2 separate regions of the Homo sapiens genome follow, and region 2 is linked to region 1. Evidence: chromatin contacts called from ENCODE Hi-C data. All regions are on one chromosome and are shown on one strand. Each heading gives the region's core, a stretch centred on a gene start or an enhancer-like site at or near the end of the contact. The rest is flanking DNA. Distances are from core to core; before and after follow the strand shown.

Region 1 (4,455 bases), core at 846-3,345:
AACCTGGTGTGACAAAGTCCCAGTAGCCACGACCCTCCTTCTTAAAGCAACAGTAACCTAACACTGCTTTTAAGGTGGTAATTCTCAAGTTTAAGCTGCATCAGAATCACCTGGATGTCCTGTTAAAACACAGATTACTGGGCCTCACCCAGAGTTCCTAATTCAGCAGGTCTGAAGTGGGGCAACATCAGTCCTAACAAGTTCTCAGGTGATTCTATTAGTCCGAACCACACTTGAACCAGTGCTTGAAGGAGATCAACCTGTCCCTTCTCAGCTCAGGTGAGAGGATGGAAGATGTCTCCACCCTCAGGTTCTAGGAGTGAGGCCCATAATGCAGGCCTGAATCAACCTGCCTCAGTGACTTGGAGTAGGACAGGGCACATAACGGAGTCTCACAGAGTCTCAGGCTCTCAGGACCTTTGCTGAGAACTCTGGGACAAGACTTAGCTAGATTTTAACCTGGAAAGATATAGTTGTGGGAGGCGCTGCAGCCATCTTGTGCCATTAGGGAGAGCCTGTCTGGGACTGGAACCAACCTAGAGGAAGCAGAGCCAAGGGGCCCATCCAGCTAAAAGGATTTGAGTCCTGAATCACGGCAGGCCTGCAGCCCAGTGCCCCCAGGACTTGCCAGCTTTCATGAGAAAATATTTCCCTTTTTGCTTAGACAGATTTGTCTTGGACTTCTTGCCACTTAAAACCCTGAAAACTGAAGTTGTTTTTATTTTGTTTGTTTTGGTTCCTCAAACACCAATTACCCCTACTCTTTAATTGTATTCAATATTCTCAGCTGGGTGCAGTGGCTCACACCTGTAATCCCAGCACTTTGGGAGGCCAAGGCAGGCAGATCACAAGGTCGGGAAATGGAGACCATCCTGGCCAACATGGTGAAACCCCATCTGTACTAAAAACAGTATAAAAATTAGCTGGGTGTGGTGGCGCGTGCCTGTAATCCTAGCTACTCCAGAGGCTGAGGCAGGAGAATAGCTTGAACCAGGGAGTTGGAGGTTGCAGTTTGCTGAGATGGCGCCACTGCACTCCAGCCTGGCGACAGAGCGAGACTCCATCTCAAAAAAAAAAAAAATTCTCAAGTCATATACCTCAGTCAATTCACCAACCAGAAAAAGTAAAAAGAAATGACTTGGGAATTTAAACAACCTAGCTAAACAGAACACACATCTTCCCAGGTTAACCTATAAATTTAATGTAATGCCAGTCAAACCCCTAGAGAATGGCCAATTACAAAATCGGTACCTTTATATAATTTAGCAGCAATGTTTAATATACAATGGGGAAAATTTGTATTCATAAGTAACAGTGAAAATGTAATTTCGAGATATAACTAAACTAGAAATGCCTAGCATATTTATGAAGAAAACCATACAGCTTTGCAAGAGTTAGAAAAGGGGCGAATAAATCAAAGGAGAAGCATATGTTTCTGGCTAGAAAAACTCAATATTGTAAAGTGATCAGGTATTCCCAAACTAATCTACAGTACATGAAACTCTCATAAAAATCAATAAAAGAAAGCTGACAACCTCAATAAAAGTGGGAAACTGGCCAAAGGAAATAAGCTGTTAACACGAGAAGAAAAATAACTAGGCAATAAAGATACAAAAAATATAAAAAGCACTCAACCAAAAGCACTGCTGGGGAACGTTGGGGAAACCGGAAAGTCACCAGTGTGACCAGGATGTGGCCCCCTGCTGTGTTTGTGGAGAGTCACGTGATGGTAATCTGCATTAAAACCTTAAAAATATGTATTTTTCACTCACAAACTTCCCTTCCAGAAACTTCCCTTAACAAATAATCAAATGAAGGCCCAAGGCTGTTTATCACAATATTATTTTTAGTAGAAGAAGGAAAGAAGGAAGGGATGGAAGGAGGAAAATGCTGAACAAGCTTTTATTCCCTGGATAGGGATTACATTAGGCATATGCTGTACTTCTGTGAATTGAATTCATCCTTTAAGAAACTCATTATTTGGCCAGGCGCAGTGGCTCACACCTGTAATCCTAACACTTCGAGAGGCAGAGGTGGGCAGACTGCCTGAGCTCAGGAGTTGGAGACCAGCCTGGGCAACATGGCGAAATTCCGTCTCTACTAAAAATACAAAAAATTAGCCAGGTATGATGGTGCATGCCTGTAATGCCAGTTACTCGAGAGGCTGAGGCATGAGAATCACTTGAACCCAGGAGGCAAAGGCTGCAATGAGCCAAGATCATGCCACTGCACTCCAGCCTGGGGAACAGAGCAAAACTCTGTCTCAAAAAAACCTCATTATTTAAAAATCATAGTGGTCATCTTCTGAATGTGGAAATATCTTCATTATTTGAAACTCTTTCTGTAATAATGTGGTCTTTTATTTAAATGATACCTAATTAACCTAGAATTAGGTATATAAACTATGGTACATGTTTATAATAGAATATTGTTAATATATGTTCAACAATATAGATGTATATACATGTACACCTACATAACTCACAGGCTAATCATAGCCTCATCACATGTTAATCACATGTTAATTACATTAAAGGAAAAGCAAGTCACAAAATAGCAATGTATATATAGAATAGAATGTTATATTTAAACAACCTTAGATTTATATTCATTTTTATACATTTGTCTAAAAAGGTCTAGAGAATATAAACAAAACATTATTTTGTCATTATTGCCGGGGAGTAAGATTGTAATTTTTAATTTTGTCTTTTCATATATCTATATTTCCTTAAGTTGCTAAAATTAATATATATCCTTCAATATAAGTGTTAATTTTTTTACAAAGGAAAAAGAAAGCAACAACTCACAATATGAGTTTGTGTGCTAATATAGTAAAGTACAGGAAGTCATGTTTTCCCCTCCCTTTGATTCATGCAATGTAACATAGTAGTATACTGCCAACCCCTCTATATAGAACTTTGTGGAAGCAGCAAAAATGCTATCAAAGTCTATTACCTCCTGGCATTCACTTAATTCTTCATTCAATCAGTTATTTGCTGATCACTCACCATGGGCCAGGCACAGTGCTGGGGAAGCTACTTTGAAAACATTTGTGGTTCTGTAAAATCAAACTCAAAATGCATTTGGCAAATTAGGTTTCTGTTTTCTGTCTTCATAATTAAATGTTTCATCTACTACTGCCTTTATATCCTGCATATCTTGCATGCGATTTCTAAGTGCATCTCATAGTGCTCCTTCGCTACTCTCACCCTCAATCCCTTGGTTGACCCATAGTGCCTTAAAGGGTACCTGGCAGCATCCTATTCAAGGATGCACCTCAAAATCCAGCAGTGGCAGGAATATCTACAGATCACTCTGAGGTAGAGTAAGCCCTGAGGAGATGATGTGGCTGTTCTTTATCATTACTGACCATCTGTGAGAGAGTGGCTGCTGCCTCCGAGCTCCATCAGAAGAAAGGAAACCCTAAAGATCAGACCCGCCTTCCCTCTGCAGCCAAACCTTGGCAGCTTTACAACAGCCCCATCTTGTGGTTAATTCCTTCCGCAGGGACTCATCCTCTCCAAGGAAATGCCCATTATGGAAAATCAATGAAGCAGTGAACTGATGGATGTGTAATAAGTGATAAATCCTGCTCATACATTATTGAGTAACCTGTCTGTTACAGCTTTAAATATTTTAGGCAAGCTAGTAATTTCTGAAAAGTAATACCAGATACTTTAAATGAGTATGGAAATTGGGAGAACGACATCTCATCCTTTCTTATCCAGTTGGCATTGAAACAGTTTCAGTGATGAAATTCCTATTTTATATTAAAAAAAAGAAGAAGACAGTTCCCTCCCACCGTCTCTTTCTATCTGTATATGAATACGTACATGTTAGGTCTGGAAAGAACATTAATGAGTAAATCTGCCACTATATGATTATAGGAACAAATGCTGCTAGTGTAGATTTAGTTAAATACAACTGTTATTTACTCAGTACTTTCTATGTGTCTAGCACCATGCTAGACACCATGAGTTTTATAAAAGCCAAATGGCCTCTGCCCTGGGCAAGCTCCTAGTCAAATGGGAGACACAAATACCTACAGAAGTAATTTTATTGCAAGATCAACTTGATACCTCCAACAACAGAAGAACTAACAAGGGAGCGTGGTGGCCCAAACCTGTAATTCCAGCTACTCGGGAGGCTGAAGCAGGAGAATCGCTTGAACCTGGGAGGTGGAGGTTGCAGTGAGCCAAGATCGTGCCACTGCACTCCAGCCTGGGTGATGGAGTGAGACTCTGTCTCAAAAAAAAAAAAAACCAAAAAAAACTAACAATGCATTACAGTGGCTACAGGCACAGGCTCTGGAGGCAGACTGCCTGCACTGGAATTGTGGTTCTATCCATCACTAGCTATGAGACCTTGACAAGCTATTACTTAGCCTTCTCTATCTCAGGTTCTTCACCTGTAAAATGGGGATAATAATGGTATGTACCTCATAAGGTTACTGTG
Region 2 (4,455 bases), core at 787-3,286, 2.9 Mb before region 1:
CTGGCTACGTTGCCCAGGTTGGTCTCAAACTCCTGACCTCAGGTGATCCTCCTGCCTCAGGCTCCCAAAGTGCTGAGATTACAGGTGTGAGTCACCTTGCCTTGCCTGAATACACTGTTTTGACTTTTGAGATTAAAACGGAAGTAAATGAAATAAACTCACGACAATGAGCCAATGGCCAGCACTGTTATAGATCAATAACACAGGTTTCAACTCTTTGGAGGGAGAGTAACTAACTTACTTTCTGCACCTAACTTTCTGTATCACATCATTCTTTTCTTCCTGAGCTCAAACTCTGTCTCAGTAGCTTTCTGTAGCAGCCCCTGCGGGCACATAAGATAACATCTATCTGTGCTCCTTATCAAGCCATTCTGTCTAGTCCTAAATGTCAGAATAGGTACTAACACAGCTTTGGGCTTTGCAAGAAAATGTTCTCATCTTTTATCATCAGTTGGAAAGCTTTGGGGGCAGGAGAGACAAGAAGATTCATTCATTATTTTCAACACATATTTAAGTTTCTATATAAAACAAGGAGTGAGGTTCAATCCACAAAAGTTAATGGAAAAGTAACATCGAATTTCATGGTTGGCAGAGGTAAAGAACCACAGTTCCTAAGACACCGGCAAGTCAATTTAGGAAAGAAAAATTGCAGTGCCCACCTTCTTCCACAGAGGGGCACTCCAAGCTCATCACTGAAACCGTGCACTGTGTTGTTTTCAGTGAGCGGTTGTAGAAAAAGAACTTCCAATCTTTTCTCCATGCCTAGGGATTATTAAGAGCGTAGAATTTAAAGTACATTTGCAGGGCTCGATGTGAATGAGGCAAAACCATTTCAGTATCAATCCCAGTGGTGCCAGCAACCCATTCTAAATTAACTCAGGTTTAAATATGTTACAGAAATGTGTTAAATTTGAGAACAAATTTCACTTAGGATCTGTGGGTCTCTGTTACACAAAAGATGGAATACTTTGGAGGCAATGCAGTTCTTATTTAAAGCTAAAATATGGCTTATCATAAAACTATAGTCAGCCCGCTTCAAACACTCATGTCTTCACCAGAATGGGCAATATAGAATGAAAATTACACCTTGAGTAAACAGAATTGTAGATAAATGAGTTATGTCTCAAGACGTTTTGAATATTTTTATTATTGTGTCTGGGCCAAAAGTCTTTCCATATGTCCAAAGGCCCCGTGGCATTTCCAAATCAGCCGTGGGTGACGGTGGGACCGCGGGGCTCGTATGATGCCAACGCAAGCGTACCGGGTGGTCCTCATAGTTTGTTACATTCCAAAATGCAACCATTAAAGGGGCGGCCCTTACCTTCCCTAGTGAATACAAAAAGCCTTTGGAGACCAAAGGGCTGGAATGCTGGGGCAAACGCCACCCCACGTGCTGACCCCTTGGCCAGAGCCGAGGCGGGCGGCCTGGAGTCCCCAGCGCGGAGCCCCCAGGTTCCCAGGAGCTCGGGTCGCTCTCCGCTCTCCGCCCCTCGCCCGGGCCCACGGAAAGGGCTAAATGGCTTGCGACCAAACAGCGAATTTAAAAGGAAGCTTTCACGAAAAGCCCAAGGGAGCGGCAGCCCAGATTGTGTGGAGGGCAGAGCCGCGGGTTCCGAGGGTCCCCGGGGCGAAGCGGGCAGGGGCGCACCTCCGGGCCGCGGGCAGATGGAACCCGGGCTCCCGGGCCGGCGCGCGGGGGGCGGCCGCCTAGACATCCTCTCATTCGGCTGAAGTTTATTCTGGGCCACCGAGAGCTGGAACAGGAAATGTTCCGTCTTTCATGTCCACCGGTGGGCTTCAGACAGTTTTGCACCTCCCGGCGAGCACTGATTAGCCGGCTGAGTTCTGCCGCATTTGAAGTTCACCATTTATTATTAAAGAGAAGTGGCAGTGATTAGTGCTGGGTCCTCGGGGAGTGGAATAAATATTTACTAAATAAGAACGTTCCGCCATAAAGGAACGGCTCGAACAGGTTTCTGAAACCCCGGCGCGGGCCCCAAGTGCCGCCCCCAGGCAGGAAGCGGCGTTGCGGGGCTTTCCGCGAGAGGCTGCCATCTGCAGACCGTGCTGGGCGGCGACCTCCGCGGGGCAGGGCTCGGCCCGGCGCAGCCAGGGCCCGACGAAACTCGGCACTCTGGGCGTTTAAGTTATTTTATAGGCTGTGTTTGTTTTATAAAGGCAGAGGTGAATGTCAAACTAAACTTCGAACCTTTCTTTAATTTAAGGAACAAAGTAACATTTTATCGCTCAAGTAAGGGGACTGTGTTGCTTCCAACGTTAGGAGCATTTTCCAGTATGCTCCAAAGTGTACCCAAATTGTGAGCATCCAAGAAAGCATATTTATGTATATTTCAAAACATTATGTCATACAATGTAAATTATACAGTTTTTATTTGTCAACTGAAGAATAATAGTAAAAAAAAAAGTTTATTTAGTTTATTTGGCAATTAACTTACACGATGGCATCCCTGTCAAAAGCATTCATGTTGGTTGTTTAAAAAGCGTTTTCCTTAATTATTAGAATAATACTTTTACTGTAGAAAATATGAAATTTGCATATATCTAAACATCAGTATCACATGCTTTTTTCCATCATATTTTGCAGTGGGAATTGTCCAATGACATTACATATTTTTAGGGACAAATTTAGTGTCTATATCCATTTATTTAACTTACAGTGAATTAATAAACATTAAGGTAGTTTCAAGTTTTCCTTATTATAATAGCTCAATTAATATTTTTGTATGCAATTCTACACTTGTCTGATTATTCCCTGGCACCATTTTATTTTGAATTTCTTTTATTGTAAGTTGGGTTTAATATTATATTGCGAATAATTACAGAGAAGGGCCAGTTTTTGCTCATCACCATGTACCTGGTGTCTTGTATTATGCTGAGCACATACCAAATGCCCAATAGATATTGATTGAATGAATAAAAGAATAAAAAGTTAGTAGAACATTTGAATTTCTTGTTTTGTGAATTGCTTAATATTATTCATTTATTATGATAAGTTATCTTTTTCTTATGAATTTATAAGCTGTGTTTTAGGTAATAAGGATTTAACCTTCGGTTTGTCGCACATATGGCAAACCTCCCTCCCGTCTACAAAGCATAAGTTTGTGTGTATGTGTGTGTGTTTGGGTACTTTTTGACTTCTAGAAGTTAAAAAAAATTTCATAAGGTTATATTTGGATGATACTCTTTATCACACATGCAAGTTAAATGGCTATAGACAATACTCTACAATCTGTTTTGTGGTATTTTTACATATTTTGGACAGCACATTTTCATTCTTCTATTTATCAAGTTTTTCCCTGGACTTGGAATTTTTTTCAGGATATAACACATGGAGTAAAAAGGTAGTACAATCTTAGTCTTAGTCTGACAAGCACAGGATCTTGAGCCTGGTATCATACCAAAGAAAGATCTGTCAATTTCCCAAACAACCTTTAATTTACCTTTTTCTGATTCACTATTATGAAAGATATGAATAGAAAAAAGATCCCGGTTTTTAAGGGGTTTTCTGTATGTATCTCCTTCCAACTGAATGTGTAATTCCCTTTTATATCTCACCTGGTTTTGGTTGAAGTGACAAGTTTTGGGGACCATGAGTTGGAAATGGGTATAATTATTTGACACAGCAACAATGAAAAACTTTATGAGTATGGATATTCTATTGGTTTGTCAGGGCTGCCATAACAAAACACTGCAGACAAGATGGCTTAAACAATACGAACGTATTTTCTCACAGTTCTGAGGGCTAGAAGTCCAAGTTGAAGGTGTCAGTAGGTTTGGTCTATTCTGAGGCCTCTCTGCTTGGCTTGCAGATGAACTTCTTGCTGTGTCCTCAGATGGCCTGTTCTCTGTTCATGCATGTTTTGTTGAAATTTCTTCTTTTTATGAGGACCCAAGTCATATTGGGTAAGCACCCTTTAAACATCTGATTTTAACCTAATGACCTCTTTAAAGACTTTATCTCCATATATTGTGAGATTTGGAGGTACTGAGGTTGGAACTTCAACATATTCATTTTGGGGGCATGCAATTCAGTCCATAACAGGTATCTAATGGAGAGAGAGATTATGCCTTAGATTTATTTTTAAAAAGATAAATATTACCAGAAATAAAAGCATGGTACAGAAGTTAAAAACTAAGGCAATGCTACAGGATTTAAGTCACAAAAGCAAACAGGATTTCACTTTCCGTGTACTTTTTGTTAGGTTAGGCTTGAGGCCTAGTGGTGGGAAAGAAGCTTGCTTGAAGTAGACTTTTTTGCTTACATCAAGACCTCTTTGGGTTTCTTGTGGCTCTGCTTCATTTCTGGTTTTACTCTAGACATAGGGCAGTCTCTAACTGGGACACCGTTGCTTTTGTGACTAGACCAAAAACAGCCTCAGTGAACCCCAAACTTATAACTTCAACTGAGAATGATATACGTCACTTGGAATTGTT

Evidence for each region. Hi-C counts contacts between places; a loop is a spot of excess contacts on that map. Pooled maps may share reads with other maps.
Region 2: a map of CD8-positive, alpha-beta T cell shows a loop between it and region 1 (3-fold over the local background). The contact joins two enhancer-like sites. A Hi-C loop is called at or near these places in 2 of 168 maps with a recorded cell type or tissue (CD8-positive, alpha-beta T cell and naive thymus-derived CD4-positive, alpha-beta T cell) and 5 of 50 pooled maps.

What each region holds. Positions count from the first base shown.
Region 1 is chr3:179,767,236-179,771,690 of GRCh38, reverse strand. All of the region lies in intron 19 of USP13 (ubiquitin specific peptidase 13), which reads right to left. Among named protein-coding and RNA genes, the nearest start is that of USP13, 120 kb to the right of the region's middle. Within about 2 kb of position 2,095, at least 3 of the 41 ENCODE cell types and tissues checked have a DNase peak (open chromatin) inside an H3K27ac peak, as active enhancers do.
Region 2 is chr3:182,679,977-182,684,431 of GRCh38, reverse strand. No RefSeq gene overlaps it. Among named protein-coding and RNA genes, the nearest start is that of LINC02031, 38 kb to the right of the region's middle. RefSeq lists enhancers at 727-776, 1,901-1,950 and silencers at 1,621-1,690, 2,101-2,170. Within about 2 kb of position 2,036, at least 4 of the 41 ENCODE cell types and tissues checked have a DNase peak (open chromatin) inside an H3K27ac peak, as active enhancers do.